Linked DNA regions of Homo sapiens: region 2 is linked to region 1. Evidence: chromatin loops called from intact Hi-C (ENCODE). Cell type or tissue: HCT116. All regions are shown on one strand. Each heading gives the region's core, and the rest is flanking DNA. Links, peaks and the distances in the headings are about the cores only. Region 1 has its middle 270 kb from the start of LINC01375. Region 2 has its middle 130 kb from the start of LINC01375.

Region 1 (9,918 bases), core at 895-8,894:
ACCTCCTTCATTATCAACATACCCCACCAGAGTGATACATTTGTTATTGGTGATGAACCTAAAGCAATATAATATAATCACCCAATGCCCATAATTTACATTAGAGTGCACTTTTGGTGTTACACATTCTATGGTATTGGACAAATGTGCAATGACCCATATCCATTATTAAAATATACAGAGTATTTTCACTGCCCTAAAGATCCTCTATGCTCTGCCACTTCATTCTTCCACCACCCCAACGTCTGTTTTTTTCATAAAACTTTGAGTTAATTTAGATTTGTAGTACATAGCTGTAATCTATGTAGATCAGATTACAATCTGTAGAAAGCTGGGAGACATGTTCTGTCTCACCCATCACTGATCTCATCCTTATGGAATGCGATTTTAGCCCTGGTGAAATCCAGCTGGGATCATAGAAAAACACATTTCCCTGATGCTTTCAACTCACTCTCTGTTCCTGGATAGTATTTATTTATTTCTGTTCTTTACAATCAGACGTAGTACAGAGAACAGCTAATAGGATAAACACAACGTTTCTTTTCTGCTCTATACTGATTCCAATGAAAATTGAATTCCCGATTCTCTGACAAAAAATATTTCATAGGAATTTTGACCCTGAATCTCATGTATTATATGCTTTTAAACTAAGCTATATGCATATATATTGTTCAAATTAGCAGAATCTTCAGGCATTTTCCTTTTTTCTGTTATGTCATATTCTTATAACCAGGAACCTCAGTTTAAAAAATATTTTTTAATTATCCACATTATTTTTCTTCGTTTCCTCCCCTCTCACCTCTTCATTCCTTCCCTCTCTAAACACTCCCCTCTGGCAATGCATACTTACCTGACTATACTCTTGCCTAAGAAATCCCAGAGGCTAATCTTGCAACAACCTAGGCACGGAAACCCTGTTGTGGAATCCGCCTACTTTGGGAAAGTTGTGAACAATGAGTCCACCACCAACAGGCCAAAGTCAAGATAATGCCGACCAGACTTCCTGATGGGTGATTGCCCAAGATAACCATCAGAATGAAGACACGTAGACCCTGCACCCTGCACAACTCCTCATGTCTCCCATGCCAAGTTTCCCTTTAAAAACCCTATGGTAAATTTTAAAATTTAAGACAGTACTTTAAAATGTCAAATTACCATCTTCTTGGTTTGCTGTCTCTCCAATTAAACCCACTTTTCTGCCCACCAGCCCTTGCCTGTCATGTTTGGCTTTCAAGTGGCAAACAGCCAAACCTGGGTCCAGTTACATTCTGGTAATATAAAATTGCTCTATTTGCAGAATTATTACTTCAAAAAATGCTTATTTATATTGCTCAGGAATTTGAATTAAAATATCTCTTTATTAAAGCACCATCAATAATGAATTTTCATCTGAAGGCAAGATTTCAGTGAACAGAATAATATAAATATTTAGTTTCTTTTTTGACATTTTGTTACTTTCAGTTTTATGATTTCTTTTGCATTTCAGTGCTTGACAAGTACAGCATTCTAATATACCTTTAGAATAATAAATTCAGTGACACATATCTCAAATAGTAGAGACATGATTGAAAAGTCATGGAACTAGTTGGCAGATAAGTTATTTCAAGTTTTGTTCCTGTTACGTATAAGCTATGTGATCATTGGAGGGTTACTTAAACTCTCAGATCCTCACTTATTTTGCTAAAAAAACACCAATAATAGTTATCTATGTAGAGTTATTGTTAGAATTAGGGATAATGTGTATAATGTAGTAATGAGCTTGACATATTTAGATATTGACTAAAAGGAAGCATTTACATGAAATCCTTGGACAATGCATTAGGCAACCTGTGAGAGGAGTCCCAATGATCCTTGCTTCCTAGTGTTCCTGGCCTTAGGCAATCTCTTCTTCTTTGGGGTGGCTGGAATTATTGCCTTGCTTCTAATGAATAGAATATGGAAGAGTGTGCTCCCCCTCACAGCTCTGGCGTCACTTGCCTTGGGGGAAGCCAGCTGCCATATTGTAGGGCAGTCCTATGGAGTAGCCCATGGGGTGAGTGACCAAGGCCTGTCAACAGCCATGTGAATGAGCTTGTACACAAATTAACTGACCTCAGTCATCTCATCCACATGAGACTGCAGCTCTGCCTAACATCTTGACTATAGCTCATGAAAGAGCTTGAGTCAGAAACACCCAACTAAGTGGTGCCCAGATTCCTGACTGACAGAAAATGTGAGATAATTAGTGTCTGTCATTTTAAACTGCGAAATTTTGAGGATTTGTTACATGACAATAGATGGCAAATATGTCATAAAAAGCATTGCAACTAAATTTTAGGAAAAAATCATTTGGTAAATTTTTATGTAATTCATCATAAAACTATATCTGATGTGTGTTGGTATGGGAAGAGGTGGAGCGGGGATTATGAGGCAGTTTTATGAGACAGACTTTAGGCTGTGTCTGTTTATCTGACAGTAGCCATGAGTCTCAAAAATGTGTCTATGAAACAGTAGCCTGCTTTTCTAAATGCTCCAAGAAACACGAGCATTGTGGTCGCCTATGTTTGGGAAACACTAATACATTTTTTGAATCTTGGAAAATCACAATGAACATAGTATGTTACAGGCTCTAGAAATCTCAGAGCTGCTAAAATTTCTAATAAGTTAACGCTTTGCTATGGACTGAATGTGTCCCCAAAATGCATGTGTTGGAAACTTAATTCCCAATGCAACTACAGTGTTCACAGGTGGGCCTTTTGGGAAGTGTTTAGTTCATGTGTGGATTAAGTCTGCTATGAAAAGGGCTTATGACCATGAAATTGCTCTTTTACCCTTCTTCATTCTGCTTCATTCACACAGCTGGAAGGCCTTCACCAGATGCCGGCACCTTGATCTTTGATTTCTCATCCTCCAGAACTGTGAGAAATACATTTCTCTTCTTCATAAATCATCCAGTCTCAGATATTGTGTTATAGTAGCACAAAATGGACTAAGACAAACTTTAATGTTAAGCATCCAACAATGCACTCTGGCAAATTGTGGGTTACTTCTACCAAAAAGTGTGAAATCCTGGCCTGTTCCTCACTGCAGCCTGAACTTAGCTTATAAGCAGATATTTGCAATCTATTTAAACTTGCCTCAGCCCCAGGCCTTAGGGGTTCAACCTTTCCCCAGAGCAAATGTTTTTTTTTTATGAAATAACAAGAACTCAGTGTTATAATCAACAGATGGTAATAGCTGAGCAAGTTCTAATCTCATAACACTGAAGAAATTGTTCCCAGTCTCATTCTGTCATTCCCATTTCATCATTTTCTTCTGATTTGTTGAGTTATTGCTTAATCTCAATAATTTACTTATTTTTCAGAAGGATTTGTTAACAATACCTTCTCCCCCCTCGGAGCACTCAATTTATATATATATATATATATATATATATATATATATATATATATATATATATATATATGTTTTTCAAATTTAAAATTTCTGGCTATGTACAATTTTAGTTCTCCATGAAAGATTTGTCTTCACTATGACTTGCAGCATTTCTGCTAAATTTTGTATAATGTCTTTGCAACATATTTAAAAATTCTTTTGAAATGTTTGTGTACCATTTGCAGCAGTGTATGGAAGTTACTATGAGAATTACCTTAAAATTTAAAACAGAAGTGAAAAGTTTTGCATAATTGGAAGGACTTTCTGATATCAAGTTTAAAATGTTAGGATTTTAACATAAGCTATATCTATGTGTGTAGGTCTGTTCTTATTTGGATATAATTTTTGAGATTATCACTGGAAATGTTATTACGTCAGATTTTCTATGTCAGCTATGCTAATATCACTGTCAGAAAAATTTTACAAAAATTCTCCAGGGTATACATTTTATGGAGTGTGCTTGGTTAACAAATTCTCTTCTCTGAGCACTAGCAACAACCAAAACAACAGCATTGGCAATCATTGAGTGTCTGTGTGCTATGAACTCCACCGGGCATTTTACATATGTATAATATATCCCTGTAGGATTTTACAACAATCTTACAAAATAGTTATTATAATTCCTATTTTACACATAAAGAAACTGAAGCTGAGAGCAATTAGATCACTTTTTCAGGGACTTAAAGCTAGTGGTGGCAGAGCCAGCATTGAAACACAGGTTTGTTTACTCCCAGAGCCATGTTCTTGATAATTATATTGCTTTAACAATTTTTATGTATTTTAATTTACACTCTCTGCAATTCATACACAAGGGTTCTTGACATGGTGACAGGACAGGACAGATCAAGACAGAGGCTCTCCAAGGCAGTGAAAAGACCCTTCCTATCTCCTCTGGCTTAACCTGGGTTTATGCTCCTTTCCTGGCCCTGTTGGTATAATCGGCAACATCTGTGTTGTTAGAGGGTGGAGAGCGCATGGATCATCTTAGCTCAAAGGTAGGTTCTAACAGCATAGAAGATGGAGTAGAGAAAAATAAATAGTGTTTTTTTTTCTCTCTGCTACTTACTAGAGCCATGCTATCTAATATGGCAGACACTAACCACATGTGACTTTTGAGCACTTGAATGTGGTTAGTTCAAATTAAGACGGACTGTAAAACATACACCCCCTGCCCCCAGACATCATATTTCATTAAGGCAACATAAAAATGCCAATTATCTCATTTATAACTTTTATAATTATTGCATTTTGAAGTAATATTTTTTAAAACATTAGCTTAAATAAAATGTATTACTAAAATCAATTTCTCTTGTTTCTTTGTATTTCCTTCAATGTAGATACTAGAAAATTTAAAATTGCATATGTGGCTTGCCTTTGTGGTTTTCATTATATTTCTGTTGGGTCACATGGTCTCAGAGGGTAAAAGACAGGAAGAAAACATTCCTATTTTTCACAATTTGCCTGCCCTCAGACCTGAAACCTTGAAGATAAATATTATCAAGCTCCTATTTTCCTGAAAGGGAGTAGACAAATCCAGCTAACTGCAATTTCTGGCACCATAAATAAATGACTTGTAGACAATTTTAATGTGTTTTCTAAAAATATTTCTTCCATATATGTGGCATGCAGTCCTGAATAAAGCTCCTGTGGATCAGGCAAGTTCATTTTTGGGTCACTGGCACTTATGTATCCACCATTATCTTGGCCCAATCTCATTATATTATGCCAACTTTGAGGGAAGAACTGAGTCATCACCTTCCTTTGTAATTTCCTAGACAATGCTCCACTCATAATGGGTTTTCAGAAACATATCTACCTGATCAAAGTCACTCGCCCACTCATTCACCACAAACCTCTGATGATGAGATTTGTTTTATTCCTTGTGATTCATCTTGGTGAATGTACCATGCGGTTTTGAAATAAATGTGTTATAATGCAGATGTTGGGTCTACTGTTCCCTAACTTTTAGATCAAGATAGCTGATAGTGTTGTTCAAGTTGTCTGTTTTTACTGATGTTTTTGTCTAGTTGTTTTATCAAATGGAGTATTGAAATCTCTAACTATGGTGATATAATTATCTTTTTCCTTTTAATTCTTTCAATTTTTGCTTCATGTAAACAAGCTTTTCTTTTTTTAATTGACAGATAACATTGTATGTTTTGATCATGTATAAAACCATATCGTGTTTTGAAGTATATATACATTGTAGAATGTGTAAACCTAGCTAGCAAAGAAATGCATTACTCACATAGTTACAACTTTGTGGTGAGCATTTAACATCCACTCTTCACATTTTTCAAGAATACAATATATTGTAATTAACTATAATCAGTTTATTGTACAATAGACCCCTTAAAGTTTATTCCCCCATCCAACTCATCTAACTGTAATTATGCATCCTGTGACTAACATCTTCCCATATCCTCCCAACCATCCCAGCCTCTGGTAACCACTATTTGACTCTCTACTTCGATGAGATCAACTTTTTAGATTCCACATATGAGAGAGAATATGCAGTAATTATCTTTCTGTGCCTGGCTTATTTCACTTAACATAATGTCCTCTAGGTTCATCCATATTGTCACAAATGGCAGGATTTTATTATTTTGTGTGGCTGAATAGTATTCTATTGTGTATATATACCACATTTTCATTATCCATTCATCTACTGGTAGATATTTGGGTTGATTCCACATCTCAGCTACTGTAAATAATGCTGCAATAAACACTGGAGTGTAGATATATCTTTGGCATACTGATTTCCTTTCTTTTGGACATATACTCAGTAGTGGGATTATAGACCATATGGTAGTTTTATTTCTAAATTTTTTAGGAACCTCCAAACTGTTTTCCATAATAGCTGCACTAATTTTTAATTCTCACCAATAGTGTGTAAAGGTTCCCTTTTCTCTACATCCTTGCAAACACTTATTATCTTTTGTATTTTGGATAATAACCATTCTAAGTGGGGTGAGGTGATATTTCATTGTGGTTTTGATTTGCATTTCCCTGATGATTAGTGATGTTTAACATTTTTTCAATACCTGTTGGCCATTTGTGTATCTTCTTTTGAGAAATATTTATTCAAGTCTTTTGCTCACTTTTAAACTGGGTTATTTGCTTTTGCTATTGTTTGAGTTTCTTATAAATCTTGGATATTAATCCCTTGTCAGATGTATAGTGTGCAAATATTTTCTCCCAATTCTGTAGGTTGATTTTTTTTACTCTGTTGATTGTTCCTTTTTCTGTGCAGAAGCTTTTTAGTTTGATGTAATCCCATTTGTCTATTTTTGCTTTTGTTGCCTGTGACCTTGAAGTACTATCCAAAAATACTTGCCCAGACCAATGTCATCAAGCATTTCCTCTATGTTTTCTATTAGTAGTTTTATGCCCTCATTTTTAATGCTTTATGTTTTTGTGGTATATATATATATATATTTTATAACTCTTTACTTTCAAGTTATTTGTGTCTTTATATTTCAAGTGCATCTCTTAAGGATAGCATTAAGTTGATTGGGTCTTGCTTTCTTATCCCCCTGATAATCTCTGCACTTTAACTGGAAGTGCTTCATTCATTAACATTTAATGAATCATTCGTATGGTAAGATTTAGGTCTGCCATTTTATTACTTTTTTATTTATCCCTTCTGTTTTCTCTTTCTCTTATCTCCATTCCTTGCCTAAGTACTGAATATGTATCATATTTTAATTATAATTTTTTTATTGGCTTTTTGGCTAAACCACTATTTTTAGTGGTTGTTCAAGGGATTACAACATACACTCCATTCATTTTCATATTGCTATGAAGAAATACTCAAGACTGGGTAATTTATTTAGAAAAAAAGAGGTTTAGGCCTGCCACCTGTTCCACTCCATACTACCACAGCTGATGCTCTCTTGAAAGCACCACCTTCCAACAGGAAGCCAACCAGCACAAAAATAATGCATTAATCAACCAAAGCTAAGAACCCTCACAGAGTCCATTTCACCCCCCTGCCACCTCCACTGAAGCAGGTCCTGGTATCCATGACTAAGAGACCCACAGATTGTTCACATCACAGGACTCTGTGCAGACAACCCCAACTACCAGCCCAGAGCCTGGTGGACTTGCCGGGTGATTAGATCCAGAAGAGCGATAACAATCACTACAGCTTGACTCTCAGGAAGCCACTTCCCTAGGAAAAGAGGGAGAGTACTACCTCAAAGGAAACACCCCATGGGTCAAGAGAAACTGAACAACAGCCTTGAGTCCTAGACCTTCCCTCTGACAGAGCCTACCCAAATGTGAAGGAACCAGAAAACCAACCCTGGTAATACGACAAAACAACATTCTTTAATACCCCCCAAAAATCACACTAGCTCTCCAGCAATGGATCAAAACCAAGAAGAAATCCTGGATCTATCTGAAAAAGAATTCAGAAGGTTAGTTATTAAGCTAACCAGGGAGGCACCAGAGAAAGGCCAAGCCGAATGTAAGGAAATAAAAAAAAAATGATACAAGAAGTGAAGGGAGAAATATTTAATAAAATAGATAGCATACATAAAAAACAAAACTTCAGGAAAAATGGATGCACTTACAAAATTGCAAAATGCTCTGGAAAGTCTCAGAAATAGAATGGAACAAGCAGAAGAAAGAACTTCAGAGCTTGAAGACAAGATTTTTGAATTAACCCAATCCAACAAAAGACAAGGAAAAAACGAGTAAGAAAATATGAACAAAGCCTCCAAGAAGTCTGGGATCATTTTAAACAACCAAACCTAAGAATAATTGGTGTTCCTGAGGAAGAAGAAAAATCAAAAACTTTGGAAAATATATTTGGAAGAATAATCAAGGAAAACTTCCTCAGCCTTGCTACAGAACTAGACATCCAAATACGAGAAGCTCAAAGAACACCTGGGAAATTAATCACAAAAAGATCATCGCCTAGGTACACTGTCATTAGGTTATCTACAGTTAAGACAAAGGAAAGACTGTTAAGCACTGTGAGGCAAAAAACACCACGTAACCTATAAGGAAAAATCTTACAAATTAACATCCGATTTCTCAGCAGAAACCCTACAAGATAGAAGAGATTGGGGCTCTATCGTCAGCCCCCTCAGACAAAACAATTACCAGCAAAACTAAGCTTCATAAGTGAAGGAAAGATACAGTCTTTTTCAGACAAACAAACGCTGAGAGAATTCACCATTACCAAGCGAGCTCTAAAGAACTGCAAAAAGGAGCTCTAAATCTTGAAACAAATCCTGGAAACCCATCAAAACATAACCTCTTTAAAACATAAATCTCACAGAACCTAAGAAACAAAAATACAATAAAAAAGTATACGGGCAAAAAATAGCACAATAAATGGAATGGTACCTCCCATCTCAATACTAAAATCGGATGTAAATGGCCAAAATGCTCCACTAAAAAGATATAGAATGGCAGAATGGGTAAGAATTCACCAATGAACTATCTGCTGCCTTCAAGAGACACACCTAACACATAAGGACACAAATAAGGTAAATGGATGGAAAAAGACATTTCATGCAAATAAACCCCCAAAACGAGCAGAGGGAGCTATTCTTACATTAGACAAAAAAAACTTTAAAGCAACAGCAGTTAAAAAAGACAAAGAGGGTCATTATAAAATGATAAAAGGCCTTGTCCAACAGGAAAATATTACAATCCTAAATATATATGCACCTAACACTGGAGCTCCCAAATTTCTAAAACAATTACTAATAGACCTAAGAAATAAGATAGACAGCAACACAAAAATAATGGAGGACTTCAATACTCCACTGACAGCACTAGACAGGTCATCAAGACAGAAAGTCAACAAAGAAACAATGGATTAAACTATATCCTGGAACAAATGGACTTAACAGGTATTTACAGAACATTCTACCCAACAACCACAGAATATACATTCTATTCAGCAGTGCATGAAACTCTCTCCAAGACAGACCATATGATAGGCCACCCAATGAGCCTCAATACATTCAAGAAAATTGAAATTATATCAAGCACTCTCTCAGACCACAGTGGAATAAACTGGAAATCAACTCCGAAAGGAACCTTCAAAACCATGCAAATACATGGAAATTAAATAACCTGCTCCTGAATGATCATTGGGTCAAAAATGAAATCAAGATAGAAATTAAAAATCCTTTGAATTGAATGACAATAGTGACACAATATATCAAAACCTCTGGGATACAGCAAAGACAGTGCTAAGAGGAAATTTCATAGCCCTAAATGCCTACATCAAAAAGTCTGAAAAAGCACAGACAATCTAAGGTCACTAGCTCAAGGAACTAGAAAAACAAGAACAAACCAAACCTAAACCCAGAAGAAGAAGGGAAATAATCAAGATCAGAGCAGAACTAAATGAAATTGAAATGAAAAAAATACAAAAGATAAATGAAACGAAAAGCTGATTCTTTGAAAAGATAAATAAAATTGATGAACCATTAGTAAGATTAACCAAGAAAAGAAGAGAGAAAATCCAAACATTCTCAA
Region 2 (9,918 bases), core at 648-8,647, 140 kb before region 1:
AATTATGCCGAGATAGGTAACAGATGAGGAAGAAATCTGGGCTTGATTGAAGTAATGGGGGCTGTCTGTGAAGCTTTGCGGCAGAACAGCCTAGGTAATTTGCTGAGCTTGATGGGTGTCAGGGTCAGTCTAAGTGAAAGCAAAGAGAGGCTGGGACAAGAGGTGCAGGGGAATAGTGAAAAAAGCATCTTTAAGGTCAAGCACAGAATAGTGAATTGTGGAGGAAGGTATTGAGGACAAAAGAGTGTATGGGTTGGCACCACGGGGTGGATAGGCAAAACAATTTGGTTGATAAGGTGCAGATCCTGAACTAACTTGTAAGGCTTGTCTGGTTTTAGGACAGGTAAAATGGGGGAATTGTAAGGAGAGTTTATAGGCTTTAAAAGGCCATGCTGTAGCAGACGAGTGATAACAGGCTTTAATCTTTTTAAAGCGTGCTGCGGGATGGGATATTGGCGTTCAGTGGGGTAAGGGTGATTAGGTTTTAATGAGATGGTAATGGGTACATGATCAGTCACCAAGGAGGGCGTAGAGGTATCTTATACTTGTGGGTTAAGGTGGGAGGATACAAGAGGAGGATGCAAAGGAGGCTTTCGATTGGGAAGAAGGGCGGCAATGAGATATAGCTGTAGTCCAGGAATAGTCAGGGAAGCAGGTAATTTAGTTAAAGTGTCTCAGCCTAATAAGGGAACTGGGCAGGTGGGGATAACTAAAAAGGAGTGCTTAAAAGAGTATTGTCTAAGTTAGCACCAGAGTTGGGGAGTTTTAAGAGGTTTAGAAGCCTGGCCGTCAATACCCACAACAGTTATGGAGGCAAGGGAAACAGGCCCTTGAAAAGAAGGTAATGCGGAGTGTGTAGCCTCTGTATTGATTAAGAAGGGGACGGGCTTACCTTCCACTGTGAGAGTTACCCGAAGCTCGGCATCCGTGATGCTCTAGGGGGCTTCCAAGGCAATCGGGCAGTTTCAGTCTTCAGCCGCTAAGCCGAGAAGATCTGGGAAGGAGTCAGTCAGAGAGCCTTGGGCCAGAGTTCCAGGGGCTCTGGGAGTGGCTGCCAGGTGAGTTGAACAGTCCGACTTTCAGTGGGGTCTTACACAGATGGGACGCGGCTTAGGAGGAATCCTGGGCTGCGGGCATTCCTTGGCCCAGTGGCCAGATTTCTGGCACATGTAGCAAGCTCCTGTGGGAGGAGGTTCTGGAGGAACGCCTGGCCGCTGCGGTTCAGGCGTTTGGAAGTTCTTGTGTGCTGGAGATGTGGCTGGGGTTTGTCTCACAGTGGAGGCAAGGAATTGCAACTTTTTTCTGTTATTGTACACCTTGAAGGTGAGGTTAATTAAGTCCTGTTGTGGGGTTTGAGGGCCAGATTCCAATTTTTGGAGTTTTATTTAATGTCGGGAGCAGATTGAGTAATAAAATGTATAGTGAGAATAAGACGGCCTTTTGACCTTTTAGGGTCTAGGGCTGTAAAGCATCTCAGGGTTGCTGCCAAACGAGCCATGAACTGGGCTGGATTTTTATATTTGATGAAAAAGAGCCTAAACGCTTCTGATATGGGATAAAGAAAAAGGAGCATTAACCTTGACTATGCCTTTGGCTCCAGCCACCTTTTTAAGAGTAAATTGCTGGGCAGGTTGGGGAGGGCTAGTCACGGAACGAAACTGTAAGCCAGAGCAGGTGTGAGGAGGGGAGGTGATAAAAAGATTATAGGGTGGAGGAGCAGAGGCTGAGGAAGAATTGGGACCTAGCTCGGCCTGGCGAGGAGCAGCCTGGGGAGGAAGGGAGAGGTCAGATGGGTGTGTAGAAAAGGAAGATTAGAAAGACTCATCGATGCTTGGGGTTGGTACTGAGGGGACAGGCGGGAGGGAAAGAAGGAAGATTTGGGACGAGTTGCACTGGGCACAGAGACTAGGAAGGGACTGATGTGTAAAAGAATGCCTGGACGTCAGGCACCTCAGACCGTTTGCCTATTTTATGACAAGAATTATTTAGATCTTGCAGGATGGAAAAATTCAAAGTGCCATTTTCTGGCTATTTGGAACTACTGTCGAGTTTGTATTGGGGTCAAGCGGCATTGCAGAAGAAAATAAGGCATTTAGGTTTTAGGTCAGGTGTGAGTTGAAGAGGTTTTAAGTTTTTGAGAACACAGGCCAAGGGAGTAGAAGGAGGAATGGAGGGTAGAAGGTTGCCTATAATGAAGGAAGCAAGCCTAGAGAAAAGAGAGAGTAGAGAAACAGAGGGAAGGGGTTCGGAGGTTCTTACCTTCCAGAAAAGTGGGAAAAGGGGTTGGGGTGCAGAGATAAGAGGTTGGGGTGCAAAAATAAGGGATGGGGTGCAGAAATAAGGGGTAGGGGCATGGAAATAAGGGGTCGGGGCACTGAAATAAGGGATTGGGGCACAGAGATACGAGGTTGGGGTACTTGCCCTCCTCTAGAAAAGCGGGACTTGCCGCTAAGAGTGAAGGAGAAGGGGTTGAGGGGTACTTGCCCCTGCCCCAGGAAAGCAGAGAAGGGGTAGAGACAAGGAGAGAAGGGGTTGGGGTACTTGCCCCTTCCCCAGAAAAGCGGGACTTGCTGCTAAGGGTGAAGGACCAAGGCTGGCATCCCTGCGTGGTCTGACACCTTTGAAACGTGGGTGAATAATCAGAGAGGTGTCCCTCCAATGATTAAACACCAAGGGAAGGCTGCCTTCCCAGCCCGTGACCGGCACTGGAGTTTTGGGTGCACAGATAAAACGTATCTCCTTTGTCTCTCCCAGAAAATGAAAGGAATTGAAATTAAGAGAAGGGAGAGATTGACGAGTGGAAAGAAGAAAGTGGTTGAGGGACAGTGAGAGAGGTTGGAGAAGAGAGAAGAGGCCGCTTACCTGATTTAAAATTGGTGAGATATTCCTTGGGCTGGTCGATCTGAGGACCTGAGGTCATAGGTGGATCTTTCTCACAGAGCAAAGAACAGGAGGACAGGGGATTGATCTCCCAAGGGAGGTCCCCTGATCCGAGTCACGGCACCAAATTTCATGCGTGTCCATGTGAAGAGACCACCAAACAGGCTTTGTGTGAGCAACATGGCTGTTTATTTCACCTGGGTGCAGGCAGGCTGAGTCCGAAAAGAGTCAGTGAAGGGAGATAAGGGTGGGGCCGTTTTATAGGATTTGGGTAGGTAAAGGAAAATTACAGTCAAAGGGGGTTTGTTCTCTGGTGGGCCGGAATGGGGGGTGGCAAGGTGCTCAGTGGGGGTGCTTTTTGAGCCAGGATGAGCCAGGAAAAGGACTTTCACAAGGTAATGTCATCAGTTAAGGCAAGGACCGGCCATTTACACTTCTTTTGTGGTGGAATGTCATTAGTTAAGGTGGGGCAGGGCATATTCACTTCTTTTGTGATTCTTCAGTTACTTCAGGCCATCTGGGCATATCCAGATGCAAGTCACAGGGGATGCGATGGCTTGGCTTGGGCTCAGAGGCCTGACAATGACTTGAACCCCTTTAAAGAATTTAGGACAAAGTCACCACTCACCCCCTTTTGGGGTGTTTTGTTTTCTTTGTGGAGTTTCAAGAGTCATGGGCAAATTCTTTTTAGGTCTAAAGCTCTGTTTTCCTATATTGCATGATTTGACCTCTTTGGCTTTTGGAGTGCCAGAGATGACTTTTCACTGTGAGGGAATTTGACCTTGGCATGTATAATGGTGGATGAGAATTAGGATGAGAACAGGAAGTGGTCTTGGCTGTTTTGTTTTTCTTTTCTCTTTTAGGAAGTTGTTGTTTATGGATTCTAATTCTAGTTCAGAGATGCATTCTAAAGGGCCTTCTCTATTGCTTTTTCTTCCAAAATTAATCTTAATTTGATTTGTCTGTGAGCATTTGCATGAGGAACTCAACTGTTGTTTTCATGGGTTAATGAGAGACTGAGTTTTCCCAGTGCTAAAGAAAAAGGGCATTTGCTCCTTCCAGCCAAAAGGTACCCCTGGGTGACCAGGGGTCTTGTGGGAAAGTCTGGGGTGTTGATCCCCTACTACATGCTGTGATCCTGCAGGAAAATCCCCAACAAAAATTGATTTTAGAAAGTGAATCATCCAGGAAACGCATATAAGTTCTGAGACATGTAAGAAGGTGTAAATGACTCAGTGGTGACACACTGTGGAGCCTTGCCCACAAAAAGCACATATCAATCCACCACATGAAAACCATAGGCCATAGCTCAGTTCCTCCTTTTAAGGAAAAAAAAAAAAAAAAAAAAAAAAAAGAAAGAAAAAGAGCAGGAAACAAATAATCAAATAATGAGGAGAAAACAAGGGGAATGACCCCCTTTTGATCACTCTGTAGGTTTTATGGCACCTCTACTTGCCAGAGAAAAATGGAAGTAATATGGTCTTTGTGCACATTTACATTAGGGAAAAAGAGCCTTAAGGTTGACCCACACATTAAGAGTTCCTAGGTTTCCCTTTTCTCTCTTTTCTTTTCTGCCTGCTTTAAATCTGCTGTTACTTTTCTACTGAAATAAAAACCACTGTTTGGACTTAACAGTTTTTTTTTTTTTTTTTTGCAAGCTGACAAATTTGCATTTATCTGATGACTAAAGTACTGAAGTAAAAACAATAGAATCTTTGTGTGTATGTGTGTATGTATATGTGTACGTGTATATATTTGAAGGCCTTTATAAAAGACTTCTATAATTGTATGTTCAATTGGCAATTAAATTTGTTTTAATTTCCCGCTAGCCCACCAGACTTTCTACCTTATGATGCAAATTTTGCTATCTTATTTTTCACCCAGTTGTTTCCTTTAATATGCAAATTTAAGGCTATTAAGCTGACAACTGCCTAGGGTAAGATTTTTAAAAAAGGGAAAAAAAGAGGTCTTTGTGAATCTGTAAGACGCGCTTCTATCAGCATGCCTAATGCATCGGTATATTTATGTGTTGTGTACACAATGTTTCACTACTAAAATTATATAAAAGAGCTCTAATTAATTGGCTTAACAAATAATAAAAGTGCTTAAATCAGATACTAAAGAAAAAAGAGAACTTTTTCAAGTTCACCTGATTTAAGTAAAATCTTTAATAAATAAGCTGACTTTAAATTATTGGTAAAATAATATTAGAAATGTCTTAAGAATTTGCCAACATACTTTTTTTTGCATTTATTAATCACCCAATTTCATACTTATCCCTGCCAAACACTGTAAGGTGTCAAAATTTGGCATAGGGATTACAAAACTATACACCCAACCCAAAACAGAATGATCTTTGCTTGTGTAATCTTTAATAGATAAGACATTGATATTAGTTTAATAAAACTTGTTACATCTTTAATTTAGTAAGATTATCATAATTTTTTTTTTTTTTTGAGATGGAGTCTCAGTCACCCAGGCTGAAGTGCAGTGGTGCAATCTTGGCTCACTGCAACCTCTGCCTCCTGGGTTCAAGTGATTCTTGTGCCTCAGCCACCTGAGTAGCTGGGACTACAGGCACCCACCACCACACCTGGCTAATTTTTGTATTTTTAGTAGAGACAGGGTTTCACCATGTTGGTCAGGCTGGTTTTGAACTCCTGACCTCAAGTGACCCACCCACTTTGGCCTCCCAAAGTGCTGGGATTACAGACATGAGCTACCACTTTCAGCCGATTACTATAACTTTTAATCTTGTAGCTTTAGGCAGTCTAGTCCAAAGGCAATAAGGTTTGCTGTCATCTTTGTTACAAAGCTGAACTGTAAACTAAGTTCCTCCCAAAGTTAGTTCGGCCCGCACCCAGGAATGAACAAGGACAGCTTGGAGGTTAAAAGCAAGATGAAGTCAGCTAGGTCAAATCTTTTTTACTGTCTCAGTTATAATTTTGTAATGGTGGTTTCATAACTTAAAATAATGACTATCATAGTTTTCACAAATAATCTAGGTAAACAAAAGAAAACTGTGTAAATGTAATAGGATAAATACTTGTAGAGAAATTCATCATAATATTTGGGTATTTGCTAATGAAAATATAATTGTAGAAAAACATTCTAAAAAATAAAAAGTTGTGTCCTTTTAAAAATGGTGAACAATCTTTGTCTAATTCAAAGCTTATTTAAAGATCATGTATAAAACAAGGTAAAAGAAACCAGAAAATAAAAAAAAATGTAAAGAAAGTCATAAAAATAAACAGGTTTTTTTTTCTTTTCTTTTTTTTTTTTTTAGTAAGAAAGCTTAAAGATAAATAATTTCATTAAGAAAGAATCTTGTATAGTAAATTTAGTCCTAGAGTAAAATGACTGGCTGTTTTAGAAGGAGGGATGTTTAGGATAAACCAGAAAGTCCAGGCATGAATAGTCTGTGTAAGTCCCAACAAAAGGATTTATATATTTTTTTAAAAAACAAACTTTTATACGATCAAGTTGTCACATTACTATTAAGTTTTAGTTTGCTCAGAAAAAAACTAAGATTAAAAAATTTTTAAATTAAGATGATTACATCTGAGTATCTCTCTGTATGCACTTCTAAAGTACTTGTGACATTGAGTTACAGGGCTTTGACTCCTGGGTGTAAAATGATGCCAGGTTCTGCTAAATTTTAAACACCGAAAGCAATTAAAGCCTCATATTCCGGCCTAGTAGAAGATGCCAATCAAAATAAACTGCATTCCTGAAACACAGGCCAGAAATTAAAGCTATTTAACTCCTCAAGGCCCAGGGACTATCTCAGAAGAGGTGGTTGTGTGAGATTGCAAAGGCCAATTTTGAGAGATAAAATATATTGTTTCTCCATAAATTACTCATTAATGTCAAAGGCACACTGAGGCAAGACCATCATATAGGACCATGCCAGATTAGCAAGGTTTTCCTGAAGCATTAGCTGACTTCTAAATAAAGGTTATAAAGGTTATGAAAGGCTAATGGAAGTTTTATCTTATGGTCAAGATTAAAATTTTATAGACTGTTTATAAAATTTTGAAAAAAAATGTAGTTGGCTTCATGCTGTTTTTATTAAGGCTTATTGTTTGGAAAATTAAGTCTCCTCTCTCAAAGAATGAAAGTTTTTGCCTTTAAAAAAAAAATCCTTGAGTTATCACTTTGGTCAACTGAATGACTTATTTTACAATGAACTGTGATATTAAGTATTTTAAACCTTTGATATTTGATAACCTTTCCAAAATCAAATTATAAATTATGTCTATTTTGATCTAATTAATCCTTTAAGATATTTGGTTCCCTAAAGTCCAAGAATGACATAATTTGGCTTATTTAGCATAAAAATTACACAGGAAACATTGTCAAATATGAAATGGTGTTTGGTTTTCTTTAGGCTATATTTGTATAAATATGTTATTGGTATGTGTTCCAAAAGTGTGGGACACTCCTATAACTCTGATACAACTTAGTGTACATTATCAGTAATAATTGGGTAACAAATTTCCTTGTCAATTTTATCTATGGCTGCCCTAAAACGTTCTGTCATCCACAGACAATTCTTGTCTTGTTTCGGTCCTCCTTAGAAGGTGGTTTTATAATCAGCTATAGAACCCTAATACGTGTTCTTAAATGCAGGTTTCTGGTAACTTTGGAGATTGTGACGTTAGAATAGAGGAAAAAACTTTCAGGACTCTCATGGAGAGCTGAAATGTTCAGGAATATAAAGCAGAACAGGAGTTAACTGCATGAACTGAACTGATAGAAGACTAATCCTTTTAAATTTTTGCTTAAGACATTGCTGATCCTTTGTTTTGTTTTTCAGAGTCAGGAAAACTTTAAGCAACTTTCAACAGTTGAGTAAAGTATACTTCTATGAATAAAATTTGAGCATATTTGTTTGTCTCTACTGATTTTCTCAAGAATTTGGAAACTATTTGTGAATATTCTTAACTATGACAATACAGTTATTTGCATAAGTGCAATAAGAACCTGTTTTCATCTGTAACAGGACACAATAGGAGAAACTGGTTTTTACCAAGGCTTTGACTGGAAAGGTGTGCTTTCCTTTAAGGAATACAGCTTGACTTATAGAGCCAGTAAAAACCATTTGGAAAAACTAGCCTCATGCCTTTGTCTACAGAGCCTCTGTACAGGGGTCCTGTCCTGTGATAGGTAAAGAATGTCACTTTCTGACAGGCTCAGAAGCCCCAAGTTTATCTTGGAACCTCAAGAAGAGAAAATTACCCAACTCATAGGTATTTGGTGGCACAAACCCATGGCTTGGGTTGGCTTTAGAAAAGTCTTATCTAACATTCTTCCTGTGGAACACAGTTCCATCACAGCCAACTTAAAAGCCTATGTAAAAAATACTTTTTCTTGCTGCACTGTATACAAATTATTAGGCCAAGCATAATAAAGCAAATCAGCCCTACCATGATTTGTCTTTAGTAAAAATGGGAAACCGGAGAAAGAAAAATTATGTTTCAAAAACTATAGTACACCTGTTGTTAGATTCTAGTCTTCCCTAGTGTTTTTCAGTTTTTATTATTTTCTACATTTTGAAATGAATTCTAATTTTTCTTGGCTGCAGGTCTTCAAAATAATGTTTTCAATTTTTTTAATTTCTTTTTAAAATTTTTTCCTAATTTGGAAAAATTGGAGTAACTGAAAACTAAGCTGTGCTTTTGTAAAGCCTTGCAAACTGAAGCTAGCAACTTAAACTTCAGAAGAAAATAACAGCAACCTATTTACATACATAAGCCACTTTTATACTTGCCTACTAATATATGGAATTCAGGGTAATGTGGACTATATCTATTTTCCACGATTGTTCTTTTGTTTGTTGTTGTTTTTCTCCCTTCCTCCCCCTATTTTCTTTTTGTAGGACATGAGACTTAACAGCCTTCTAAAAGTGAGATTTCCTAATAACTGAGGACCTACTCCTAGCCATGAGAGATCAGACAAAACCTGGGACCAGAGACTTATTTTCTTCTAAAATGCTTTCTCTGAAAGATTTTTAAAAGGAAAAAGGGGGAAATGTGAAAGGAAAATATCTTTGGCCCCTAAAATCCCTAAAATAAAAGGAAAATTCAAGGTGCTTAGGGCAAACTTGCCTCCCATTCTATTCAAAGTCATCTCTTTGCCTACTGAGATGAATACAAATCTGATTGCCTCATTTGGAAAGGCTAATCAGAAACTCAGAAGAATGCAACCATTTGTCTCTGGAATGGTTGTGACCTGGAAGACCCCTCCATGCTTTGAGTTGTCCCACTTTTGTTTTGAGTTGCCTTGCCTTTTTGGAATGAACCAATGTTTGTTTTACATATGTTGATTGATGCCTCATGTCTCCCTAAAACATATAAAACCAAGCTGTGCTCTGACCACCTTGGGCACATGTCCTCAGGACCTCCTGAGGCAGTACAAGGGCACACATCCTCAACCATGGCAAATGAAACTTTCTAAATTAACTGAGACTTGTCTTCAATTTTCAGGGTTCCCAGCTGGTTCTTACATTGTCACTAATTTTTAGTATGGTCTTCTTTTAGCACATTCATATTTAGAAAACCAAGGGGAACCTATACATTTTTTTCTATCATTCAGATTTCTTTAATTATCTGTTTTGAAAAAATATTGGCTTCCCACCAATATTTTGCTGCATCGGCTTGAATTTCTCGTAATATTATTTCTTTTTTCTTGCCAACACAATGAAAGAATATAAGCCCTTTTTATTAAGAAGGCAGATTTGAATAAAGTTCTAACACGCATTGAAAATAATTCTTTAAAATTCCTTTTTAATTTAATGAGGCACCTTTTCAACCTTTAGCCATCACCTAGGCTATTTTTGAATCCACGCAAAAAGCAGGCAGATGTCAGAAAATAAAATGGCAATCCACATTCGAAGGTTAATCTTTAGAATACATTTTGAAAGCAAATAAGTCTTCTAAAATCCAAACTTGAATTTTTCTGAGCTCTTTTTGTAACAACAGAGCACCTTCATTTCCCTTTAACCTAGTCTTAAGAGCACCCCTCTCTCCCAGCTGG

The links. Hi-C counts contacts between places; a loop is a spot of excess contacts. Peaks named below come from ENCODE experiments on the same cell type or tissue, not always from the same donor. Only the 100,000 strongest peaks of a DNase experiment are listed, where the experiment ranks them.
Region 2: a loop joins it to region 1, with 4 times the contacts of the local background. A loop is called at or near these places in 2 of 110 quality-filtered maps.

What each region holds. Positions count from the first base shown.
Region 1 is chr10:90,222,201-90,232,118 of GRCh38, forward strand. No RefSeq gene overlaps it. Among named protein-coding and RNA genes, the nearest start is that of LINC01375, 270 kb to the left of the region's middle. In HCT116, for the core only: no CTCF peak of the experiment used is centred there; DNase peaks (open chromatin) are centred at 4,574 and 5,211; H3K27ac peaks cover 6,639 bases.
Region 2 is chr10:90,083,331-90,093,248 of GRCh38, forward strand. No RefSeq gene overlaps it. Among named protein-coding and RNA genes, the nearest start is that of LINC01375, 130 kb to the left of the region's middle. RefSeq lists an enhancer at 3,002-3,681 and a silencer at 4,062-4,151. In HCT116, for the core only: no CTCF peak of the experiment used is centred there; a DNase peak (open chromatin) is centred at 4,141; H3K4me3 peaks cover 501 bases; H3K27ac peaks cover 6,290 bases.